Linked DNA regions of Homo sapiens: region 1 is linked to region 2. Evidence: read pairs that join two places in POLR2A ChIA-PET (ENCODE). Cell type or tissue: HCT116. All regions are shown on one strand. Links, peaks and the distances in the headings refer to the core of each region. The heading gives the core; the rest is flanking DNA.

Region 1 (5,805 bases), core at 498-5,497, 320 kb before region 2:
CACCCAACTTTCCAAGTTCTGTTCTCTTCATGAAAGTGGTACAGTATCGATTCTCTGTGATCACCCATGCGCGTTGAAATATGAAAGTATGTGCCTCACACACACACACACAAACACAGAGTTTATTTCCAAAACCTGACAAATAGAAAAACCCTGCCTTATATTCAGCTTGTCAGTGACTTTTTCCCCTTAAATTCTCCCACTGTAGTGATGATTTCTTAAAGCTTCAAAATAACTCCAGTGGCACAGAAATATCTGTGAGCAATACTTACTTATTTCTCCAGTAAACTTTCCATCTATTCAGCTATCTATTACAAGCTGTTGGTCAACCCCATGAAGGCAGAATATTAACCCCCAGTCATGCATGGACCAGATATACCCCCTACAACTGTGCATGGACCAGAACCTTCTGGATAAGGACTGGCTGTCTGGGGAAGGGGCAGCTGTGGGGGAAGGTATATGGGGTGATAGGGCCATGACCTTGGCAGCCCATAACTGTGCCCCACCTCCAGGTGCCCCTGGGATGGCACCTTCTTTGGTCCATTGAGGCTACCCTCTGGTTGTTAAAGATGTGAGAGCATCAGATCCAGTTCACAGCTCTCCATCACAGACCCCATAATACCTGGGGTGAGAAGAGGCCACCCAGTCTTTCCATTTTTAAAGCAGTTAATTTCTTAACTTTAAAAAAAAAATCTTTCTTTTTTACTCTATTATATAAATAGGTGACATAAAGACAGTTTCTTACCTTGAAGTGTTGGAAGACCTAGAACCTTCCTTTCCCCACCCCAGTCATTTTCCTGACCTTGATGTCTCCAATACAGTGCTCTTGAACTCTAGGGTCACGTGCTTTAACCTCTTATTTTACATTACAGAGGAGGAAACTGAGGCCTAAAGAGGGGAAATGATTTATCCAGTGTCATAGTGTTAGGCCACACCTTCTATACCACAGTGACTATGTCCTAACTAGTGACAGCTGCAGTGTAGGGCTTGGTGCATTCTTACTTGGTACACCTCGTCTTTAATCCTGCGGGGTGAACATTTTCACCTCTCTTATGCCCACCTTGGGGAAAAGCAAGAGGTAACAGATTTACACAAGGGGATGTCGCTAGCAAGTGAGTGGCCAGAGTTTGCACATAGGTCCTTACAACCCCAATGCCCATGCTCCCCTCCCTATCATGCGACAGACGGCGAGCCACCGGGATGCTGCCAGCCAGGGTCCCAAAGTGGTTGTCCCTGGGCCACTCCACCTATCCTTGTCTACTCCCCACACCTCCCTCACCTTCCAAGTTCTAGTCTGGAATCTAGCCTTGGTCAGCAGAGATGAGAAAAACCACTCAGGTGACCCCAGTTTCTATTCCTGTGTCAAGCCAGAGATAGAAATTCACCTGAACCACATACCAAATGGGCCCCTAGGTCAGCTCATGATTCCCCAATCAGGCATTGTCACCAAAGCCACCAAATTCCATGAGAGGGAGCCAGGGGGAGTTGAGGAGAAAGTAGCAATCCATTTTTACACTGAATTTCCAGGGCAAAGAGACTCTCAGCCACAGTTATTTCCCTTAGAAGTTCAGTTTTGTCTTGACCATTTCTAAAGTCTGCTCAGAACTTGGCTAGTAGATGACCAAAGCCCTGGGCTAGTTAGCCTTGTGCATGTCCCCTCCCAGGAAGCAGAGCACAGGGAAGAGTATAGGGCAGTGACTGAGAGTAAAGAGCATGGGTCAGTGATTCCACACTTACAGGACACAGCATGGGTCAGGTACTATTCTAAGTACTCTTCACATAGAGTAATTCAACAATGTTACTATTACTCATGAAATAATGGGGGCATGGAAGGGTTAGCCAGGTAGTTCATGGTGGCAGTGCCAGGATTTGACCCAGGCAGTCTGGCTGACAGCTCACGCTCTTAAGCACGGAGCTCCTTGCCTGGCACATGAGTAACTGAACTATTGCGAGTCCTCTGGGCTGTGTGGCAGAGAGAATCTGGACTGGTCCATCTGGGGAATTTTTCTCAAAGCTGCCCTCGTCTGGTCTTGAGAAATGAAACCTACCTTTGTGACCCCCAGTTCTTGCCCAAGGAGGAATTGTACATGCCCCCACTGGTGATCAAGGTCATCGACCACAGGCAGTTTGGGCGGAAGCCTGTCGTCGGCCAGTGCACCATCGAGCGCCTGGACCGCTTTCGCTGTGACCCTTATGCAGGGAAAGAGGACATCGTCCCACAGCTCAAAGGTAACATGCAAGGCTGTGCATAAGTCTGGGGGCTTTTCTTTTTTTTTTTTTTTTTTTTGAGACGGAGTCTCGCTCTGTCGCCCAGGCCGGACTGCGGACTGCAGTGGCGCAATCTCGGCTCACTGCAAGCTCCGCTTCCCGGGTTCACGCCATTCTCCTGCCTCAGCCTCCCGAGTAGCTGGGACTACAGGCGCCCGCCACCGCGCCCGGCTAATTTTTTGTATTTTTAGTAGAGACGGGGTTTCACCTTGTTAGCCAGGATGGTCTCGATCTCCTGACCTCATGATCCACCCGCCTCGGCCTCCCAAAGTGCTGGGATTACAGGCGTGAGCCACCGCGCCCGGCCGTCTGGGGACTTTTCATGCATGGCTCTGATTTACTCTTTACAAACCTACTCAAGGTAAGTCCTGGATTCATTGTCTACATTTTACGGATGAGCAAACTGCGTGAGTTGCGGTGGGTTATGGCACTTTCCTAAGGTTCTATCATTCGTAAGTGGCAGAGCTGGGCTGGAATCTCGGCCTTGTTTTAGGGGTGGGTGGCATGCTCGAGGGATTCCTCTCTGAAGCGTCCTGCTCCTGGGTGAATGTAAGACTTCTTTTGAGGAAGTGTTAAGTGCTCATGAATGTTCCCTATTCACCTTTCAACAAGCAGCTTGCAAAGCAGGGAGAGCTGTTCCCACATCAGTGATGGGGATGAAGTCATTTCCTCTGCCTTTCACTGAATGGTTAGGAAGCACTCACTGACTGCCACGTGCTGTTCTAGATATCTGGGGACAGTGGGGACCAAGAAAGGCATGTTCCCCTCTCACAAAGCAAAAGTCCAGCAGGGAAGGCAAACGAGGAAGTGTGCAGTTGCAGTCCAGTGTGATAAATATCTTGATGGGGAAAACAGGAAGCTCCCTGACCCCATGAACACTGAGAGAGGAGGAGATTTTATTTCAGATTGCTTTCCACCTGTTGGCCTACCTCATTATCACATATAATTAATATGTAAATGATAGAGCAGGGCATAATACTTACTTTAGATTTCCATAATAAATAATAGCTAGTGATACAGCATTTTGCAATTACCCATTCAATAGTTACTTGCTTTTAGCTTACCATGTGCTAGGGACTGTGTTAGGGGCTGGGGGCTACATTGCATCAGTGCAAGAGATCCCAGGGCCCCTGGCCTCATAAATTAGACACCGTGGGAGGGCTGGAACAGCCTCATTCGGCTGATCCTTGGTGGCTTCAAGACTGAAGCAGATGTCTTCTATTTAAGCAGCTGTGTCACTAACTAGTTCCATTAAAACTTTCATAAGTGTGAGTACTGATTTTACAGAGCCTCTGAAATTCATCTGCTGTGTAGGTCTGACTAAGCATCCTGGATCCCTGATTCAGAGAAGAGGAAAAAAATCCACAGTCACATTTAAGCAAAACTCTACATGTGCTTATTAAGAAATGTCCCATATAAAACATTTTATGCTGAATTGACGGTGCCTAAAATAGCATTTTTGATAACAACAAGGATTGTTGTAATTGCAGGAATTGTTTCATTTGAGGTTACTAAATGGAGAGAAACCACTTTCCTGGCTTTTTTTTTCTTACTGTTTTCATGAGAGAAGGTTTTTTGGTCCAAATATGTGAAATCACCCAGAGGGTACAAATGCTACACGCTTTCTCTGGCCCCAGAATCACTTACGTGGACCTGTTTGTGTCTATTGCTCAGGGGTGGGCTGGGTCTAAGGCAGACTGCCCTGGCTAGCAATTCTATGTAATCAATGTAGAGTGTGGTCAAGGCTTCAGAGAGCCCCAGAAAAGGAAAATCTGGTCCTTTCATAAAACCAGTGATAGGTTAAGAGTTGAGGGCACTTGGATGGCCTCATGTTGGAAGCACACAGAATAACTTTCTCCTCCTGTCCCTTGGGCTTTGTTTCCATGAGGAGGGTGAAGTGGAGAACTGATCCTCTAGGAAAGAACTTATGTTCAGTTGTGTTCCTGTGACCCTGCCCTCTGGTTGTCTTGTTCTGTACTGTTGGACTTGTCAGGATCTGCAGGGGAGCTTATCTTGGAAGTGTAGAGACTGCTTACAGGTCTAGGGGTGCCACGTGGATCTAAAACTACCTCACACAGTAACTGATATATCACAGATGCTCAGGAAATGTCAGTCTCCCCTCCTCCCCGCTATCCCCCTGATGGTTCCTCCAGGCTCTGGTGTGGTGGTTAAAACACAAGCTTTGGAGTCAGCCAAACCTAGGTTACTTACTCCCCAACTTACCACTAATTGTTTCACCTGAAGCAAGTGACTTGCTTGCTGTTAGCTTCTGTTTGTTTTAAAATTTTTAAAACAGGGATAATGGCACATATTCTACAGGACTATTGAGGTACTAAGTGAGGTCATGTAAGTAAAGTGTTTAGCTCAGTGCCCAGCACATGGTGGGTACCGAAAAAGGTTTGTTGTTTCTCCTCCTTTATGTCCTGTATGTCAATTGCCAGGGTGGTTAAGCAGAAAGTTCTGTTGGCTTGGCAGAGTTTGTTCTGTCTAGGTTCTGGCCTTCTGTTAAATGTCTTCCTGTTTGGTGCTTCCTCAATAAATGGGAGATGTACCTCTCATCCTACCCCCGCCCCAGGGTGAGGCTTTGGTATCCCCCACCCCTTTAGCTGAATCAAATGTAGTAAGCCCAGGGACTACTCCTGAGTCCATGCTCTAACCCCCAAATCCTGAGTCACAGATATTCTGGGAATTGTACATAAAGTCAGGGCATGTGTCTTCTCCCTCTGCATACGCTGTTGAGAATAAGGGCTGAATAAGCCACTGCAACCTCAGGCCTGAAATATACAACAATCCACCCTGCTTTTCTTTTCCTTTCCTTTCCCTTCTTTTTTTTTTTTTTTTTTTTTTTTTTAATTTAAGTTCTGGGATACATGTGCAGAACGTGCAGGTTTGTTACATAGGTATACACGTGCCATGTTGGTTTGCTGCACCCATTAACCTGTTATCTACATTAGATATTTCTCCTTCCCCTGGCCTCTCACCCCTCCTTTCCCTTCTTTTTCTTATTTTTCTCTTCTTTATTTTCTGTTTCTTAGGAACAAACTTCAAGAAAAGAAGACTCCTTTAGATGTAGGCTCTCTGTATGTTCTCACTTATAAGTAGGAGCTAAGCTATGGGAATACAAAGGCATGCAGAGTGGTACAATGGACATTGGAGACTCAGAAGGGGGAGGGGGATAAAAGACTGCATACTGGGCACAATGTACACTACTCAGGTGACAGGTGCACTACAATCTCAGAATTCACAACCATATAATTCATCCATGTAACCAAAAACCTCTTGTACCCCAAAAGCTATTGAAATTAAAAAATGTCGGTTCCCCACTTACTCCTGCACCCTCTAAAGACATGTATTGACACAATTGTTTTTTGAGCACTTTCTGTATAGGCACTGGACTAATTGTCTAAAAACAGTAATGAACATATAATCCCCTAGAAAATGTCTAAAACCATATTATGTTTGGGGAAACGTGATGGATTGTTGGTTTATTTTCTACATTCAGGAGTTGTCCTCTCTATTCTGTAAGTCCCATCCAAG
Region 2 (5,805 bases), core at 374-5,373:
GTGGAGACGAAGGCTAAGGGGGGAAAAAATCAATAGAAAACTACAAATTATTCATAACAGATTTCCCTATAAAGTGGTAGAACATAAGAGTGGTCAAATGTGTAATGCCTATGGCTAATGGTTGCTTAGTCCTCTTGCAGTGTATTATATTGAGAAGCCCAGACTTAACAATTTATCGTGAAAGAAATGGCATATATCTTCATGATATGTGCATTTGTCTTATTAGAAAACAAATCTATGAAGTGAGGGGTAGTATTATGGGGTGCCTCTTTTAAAAATGGCATGGGGGCGGGCACGGTGGCTCATGCCTATAATCCCAGCACTTTGGTAGGCAGAGGCGGGCAGATCACCTGAGGTCAGCAGTTCAAGACCAGCCTGACCAACATGGTGACACCCCCTCTGTACTAAAAATACAAAAATTAGCTGGGTGCGGTAGCATGTGCCTGTAATCCCAGCTGCTCGGGAGGCTGAGGCAGGAAAATCGCTTGAACCTGGGAGGCGGAGGTTGCAGTGAGCTGAGATTGCGCCACTGCACTCCAGCCTGGGTGACAGAGCGAAGACTCTGCTCAAAAAAAAAAAAAAAAAAAAGAAAGAAAGAAAAAAGAAAAGAAAGAAAACGCATGGACTACACTCTTGTCTAATTAAATGAGAACATATTAGATCAGAACACAGATAAGAACAAGTCAAGCTGTAAGAGTTGATAAGTTAAAAACCAACTAAAAAATGAAAAAGAATGGGCTTTACCTTCAGAAATAATTCCTGAACTCCTGGAGGCAGAGAATCTTCCCTGGTTTCAATTAATAAAAAGATTCATGTGCAGGGTAACAAAATGACTTTTTTTTTAAAGTATTCTTTAAAAAATGATGTTGCATCAAAGAAGTGATGACAGGAAAAAGAACATATCTAGGTGTAAATTTCCCCTCTTACCTGGCAGGGAGGGCTTGGTGTCAGGTAAAGAGATCAACTGAACAAAGTAGCTTTTGTTCCTCTACCTCCTTCTCTTTCTGCATCTGTAGGTGCTCACAGCTAAATTAACGTGAAAAGTAAACCATCTGGGCCAAAAATATCTGTAAGTTCTAAAGGACTTACAGCATTTTTTCATCCTATTTTTAGTACACTAAATAGTAATACTGTTTTCTTCCTGGAAGTTTGGCTTTAAGGTTCTTATTTTGGCAAAAATTAGATTGTTTGCCTTAAGGGGAGGTGTATCTTGAAAAATGTCACTTTAACTGTATTTCTTTTTTGTTAATAATACTATGAGACACTCTACAACAAACAGAAAAACACAGAACCTATCTTGATCATTTTACTAAAACATCTACCCTTCAAATTGTTCCCATCTCATTTATAATTTATGAAGTATATTAGTAAGAGAAAAAAGTAAAAACATATTCTTTATTTTTCTCCATACTTGGAGACTGCATACTTTCTCTGCATACTTGCAGACTGTGGCTCAATAACAACAGCCTTGATGAGTCACTAAGGAATCCAACAACTGTTAGGATTTGAACTCTACATGAGCTGGTATTTTAATTTCTCAATTAAATCTTCTCATTCTTCACAAGGAATCCTGTGTTACTGTTCATGCTTCTTAAAAACAAGTTATTCTGTATGACTGACTGGTTTACTGCATCTAAGCAGCATTAATTCTCTAGTAATTATCAAACTTCATAAAATTATCTGAATGCTTTTTTTAGAAGTTCAAATTATTTTTGAAAATTTACCATTTTTTTGGCTGGGCGCAGTGGCTCACGCCTATAATCCTAGCACTTTGGGAGGTCGAGGCAGGCAGATTGCCTGAGCTCAGGTGGGCAGACTGCTTGAGCTCAGGAGTCTGCGACTAGCCTGGGCAACATGGCAAAACCCCGTCTCTACTAAACAGAAAAAACTAGGCTAGTCGCGGTGGCTCAGGCCTGTAATCTCAGCACTTTGGGAGGTCGAGGCAGGCAGATCACCTGTGGTTGGGAGTTCGAAACCAGCCTGACCAACATGGAGGAACCCTGTCTCTCCTAATAATACAAAATTAGCCGGGCGTGGTGGCACATGCCTGTAATCCCAGCTACTCAGGGGGCTGAGGCAGGAGAATCACTTGAACCTGGGAGGCAGAGGTTGCAGTGAGCCGAGATCGCGCCATTGCGCTCCAGCCTGGGCAACAAGAGCGAAACTCCATCTCAAAAAAAAAAAAAAGAAAAAAGAAAAACACTATGAGATCCATTTATTTTCAATAAATGATGCTAGGTCAATTGAATAACCATACAGAACAAAATGAATCTGGAACTTTACATCCCAAACTATGCATAAAAATCAACTTTGGATGGATTATAAACTTAAATATGAGTGGTAAAACAATAAAATTACAGAAGAAAACAAAGGAAAATATCTTTGTGATTTCAGGGGTAGGGCAAAGATTTCTTAAACAGGACATTAAAAGAATCATAAAAAATAATAAACTGGATTTCATTACTATTATGAACTTCTCCTCATCAAAAGACACTATTAAGAGTGAACAGACAAGCAACAGAGTAGAAGACATTTACAACAATACATAGACCTGATAAAGAACTCCCATTCAGAATATACAAAGAAATTCTATATATCAGTCAGACATAGACAACCCAATAGAGAAAAATGGCCTCAAATCTCGGCAGGTTATTCACAAAAGAGAACATTCAAATGGCAAATACATGGATGAAAAAAATTCAATTTTATAAGTCATCAAGAAATAAACAGGCATACTTCGGAGATACTATATGTCTGGTTCCAGACAACCTCAATAAAATGATTATCACAATAAAGTGAGTGACACAAATTTTTAGGTTACCCAGTGTAAATGAAAGTTATGTTTACACTATAGTCTATTAAGTGTGCAATAGCATGTCTGAAAAAACAACGTACACACCCTAATTAAATGTACTTTACTACAAAAAAAATGCTAATGATCATTTGAGCCTTCAGCCAGTAGCAATGTTTTTGCTGGTGGAGACTCTTGCCTCAGTGTGGATGGCTGCTGACTCATTCGGGTGGTGATTGCTGAAGGCTGAGGTGGCTATGCCAATATCTTAAAAAAAGACAACAATGAAATTTACTGCATCAATTGACTCTTCCTTTCACAAAAGGTATCTCTGAAGCATGGATACTGTTTGGCAGCATTTTACCCAGAGTAGAACATCTTTCAAAATTGGAGTCAATCCTTTCAAATTCTGCCACTTCTTTATCAACTAAGTTTATGTAATATTCTAAATTCTTTTTTTTTTTTTTTTTTTTGAGATGGAGTTTCACTCTTGTTGCCCAGGCTGGAGTGCAATGGCACGATCTCAGCTCACCGCAACCTCCGCCTCCCAGGTTCAAGCGATTCTCCTGCCTCAGTCTCCCAAGTAGCTAGGATTACAGGCATATGCCACCACGTCCAACTAATTCTGTATTTTTAGTAGAGACAGGGTTTCTCCATGTTGGTCAGGCTGGTCCTGATCTCCCGACCTCAGGTGATCCACCTGCCTCGGCCTCCCAAAGTGCTGGGATTACAGGCCTGAGCCACCGCATCCAGCATATTCTAATTTCCTTGTGAACAGCCTCTTCACCAGGGGTAGATTCCATCTCAAAAAAACACTTTCCCTGCTTATCCGTTAGAAGTAATACCTCATCCATTCAAATTTTATCATGAGATTTTAGCAACTCAATCACATTTTCAGGCTCCAGTTCTAGTTTCCTTGCTATTTCCACGGCTTCTGCAGTTAGTTCCTCCACTGAAGTCTTGAACCCCTCAAAATCATCCATGAGGAATGGAAACTTTTTTCTTTTTTTTGAAACAGGGTCTTGCTCTGTTGCCCAGGCTGGAGTGGAGTGGCACGATCATGGCTCACTGAAGTCTCGACCTCCAGGGCTCAGGCGATCCTCCCACCTAGCCTCCAGAGTAGCTGGGATTACAGGCAAGCACCACCATGCTTGGCTAGTTTTAAAAAAAATAACATATGACAGCGTCTCCTTATGTTGTCCAGGTTGGTCTCAAACTCCCAGCCTCAAGCAGTCCTCCCACCTCGGCCTCCCAAAGTGTCGGGATTACAGGGGTGAGCCACGACCAATCACAAATGTCTTTAATGGCATTTAGAATGGAGAATCCTTTCCAGAAGGCTCTCAGTTGACTTTGCCCAGACCCATCAGAGGAACTATTCTATGGTAGCTGTAGCCTTTCAAAATGTATTTTTAAATAATAAGACTTGAAAGTTGAAATCATTCCTTGATCCATGGGCTGCAGAATGAATGCTGTGTTAGCAGGCATGAAAACATTTATTTCCTTGTACATATCCATCAGAGTTCTTGAGTGATGAAGTCCATTGTTAATAAGCAGTAATATTTTGAAAGGATTCTTTTCTTCTGAGCAGGAGGTCTCAACAGTGCACTTAAAATATTCAACAAACCATGCTATAAATAGATGTGCTGTCACCCAGGCTTTGTTGTTCCATTTATAGAGCACAGGCAGATGTAACAATTCTTAAGGGCCCTTGGGTTTTTGGAATGGTCATTGAATACTGGCTTCAACTTAAAGTCACCAGATGCATTAGTCCCTAACAAGACAGTCTGAATGTCCTTTGAAACTTTAAAACCAAGTATTGCCTTCTCTTCTCTAGTTATGAAAGTCATAGTTGATACCTTTTTCCAATAGAAGGTTGTTTGATCTACACTGAAAATCTCTTGCTTAGTGTAGCCACTTCATCAATTATCTTAGTTAGATCTTCTGGATAAATTACTTGCTGTAGCCTCTCCATTAGCACTTGCTGCTTCATCTTGCACGTTTATGTTATGGAGATGGCTTCTTTCCTTAAACCTCATGAACCAACCTCAGCTACCTTCAAACTTTTCATCTGCAGCTTCCTCACTTCTCTCAGCCTTCATAGAATTGAACAGAGTTAGGCCCTCCTTGCTCTGGATTATACTTTGGCTCAAGGGAATGCTGTGGCTGGTTTCATTTTTATCCAGAACACTCGGACTTTCTCCATATCAGCAATGAGGCTATTTTGCTCTCATATCAATCTTGTGTTCACTGGAGTAGCACTTTTAATTTCCTTCAATAATTATTTCTTTGTATTCACACCTTGGCTGTTTGGTGCAAGAGGCCTTGCTTTTGGTCTATCAGCTTTCGACATGCCTTCCTCATTAAGTTAATCATTTCTAGCTTTTGTGAGAGACATGTGGCTCTTCCATTCACTTGAACACTTAGAGGCCACTGTAGGATTATTAATTAGCCTAATTTCAATATTGTTACCTCTTAGGGAATAGGGAGGCTCCAGGAGAGGAAGAGACGGGAACAGCTGGTTGGTAGAGCAGTCAGAACACACAGGTTTATTGATTAAGTTCATCATCTTATATGGGTGTGGTTCATGCACCCCAAAACAATTACAATGGTAACATCAAAGACCACTGATCACAGATCAAAAACAGACATAGTAATAATGAAAAAGTTTGAAATACTGTGAGAATTACAAAATGTGACCAAGGATACTAAGTGACCATATGCTGTTAGAAAAACGGTACTGAAAGACTTCCAGGATGCAGCAGTATCACAAACCTTAGATTTGTAAAAATCACATTATCTGTGAATTGCAACAAAGCAAAGCACAGTAAAGCAAGGTATGCCTGTATATTAAAACCACAGTGTAAAACTACCACACAGCCACTGGAATGGCTAAAAAAGAAGAGACAGACAATACCAGGTGATAACAGGGATGCAGAACAGCTAGAACTTCTCTACACTGATGGCTGAAGTATAAACTAGCACAAATGCTTCACAGTATCTATTAAAACTGATCA

Evidence for each region. Peaks named below come from ENCODE experiments on the same cell type or tissue, not always from the same donor. Only the 100,000 strongest peaks of a DNase experiment are listed, where the experiment ranks them.
Region 1: POLR2A ChIA-PET joins it to region 2 with 5 read pairs; 2 of 35 experiments call an interaction of 5 or more read pairs at or near these places.

The regions. Positions count from the first base shown.
Region 1 is chr10:93,344,041-93,349,845 of GRCh38, reverse strand. MYOF (myoferlin) reads left to right here. Exons shown (of 54, transcript NM_013451.4): 36 at 1-38; 37 at 2,064-2,229. Among named protein-coding and RNA genes, the nearest start is that of MYOF, 140 kb to the left of the region's middle. In HCT116, for the core only: no CTCF peak of the experiment used is centred there; no DNase peak of the experiment used is centred there.
Region 2 is chr10:93,026,294-93,032,098 of GRCh38, reverse strand. All of the region lies in intron 20 of EXOC6 (exocyst complex component 6), which reads right to left. Among named protein-coding and RNA genes, the nearest start is that of CYP26C1, 32 kb to the left of the region's middle. In HCT116, for the core only: no CTCF peak of the experiment used is centred there; DNase peaks (open chromatin) are centred at 1,468 and 3,008; H3K27ac peaks cover 952 bases.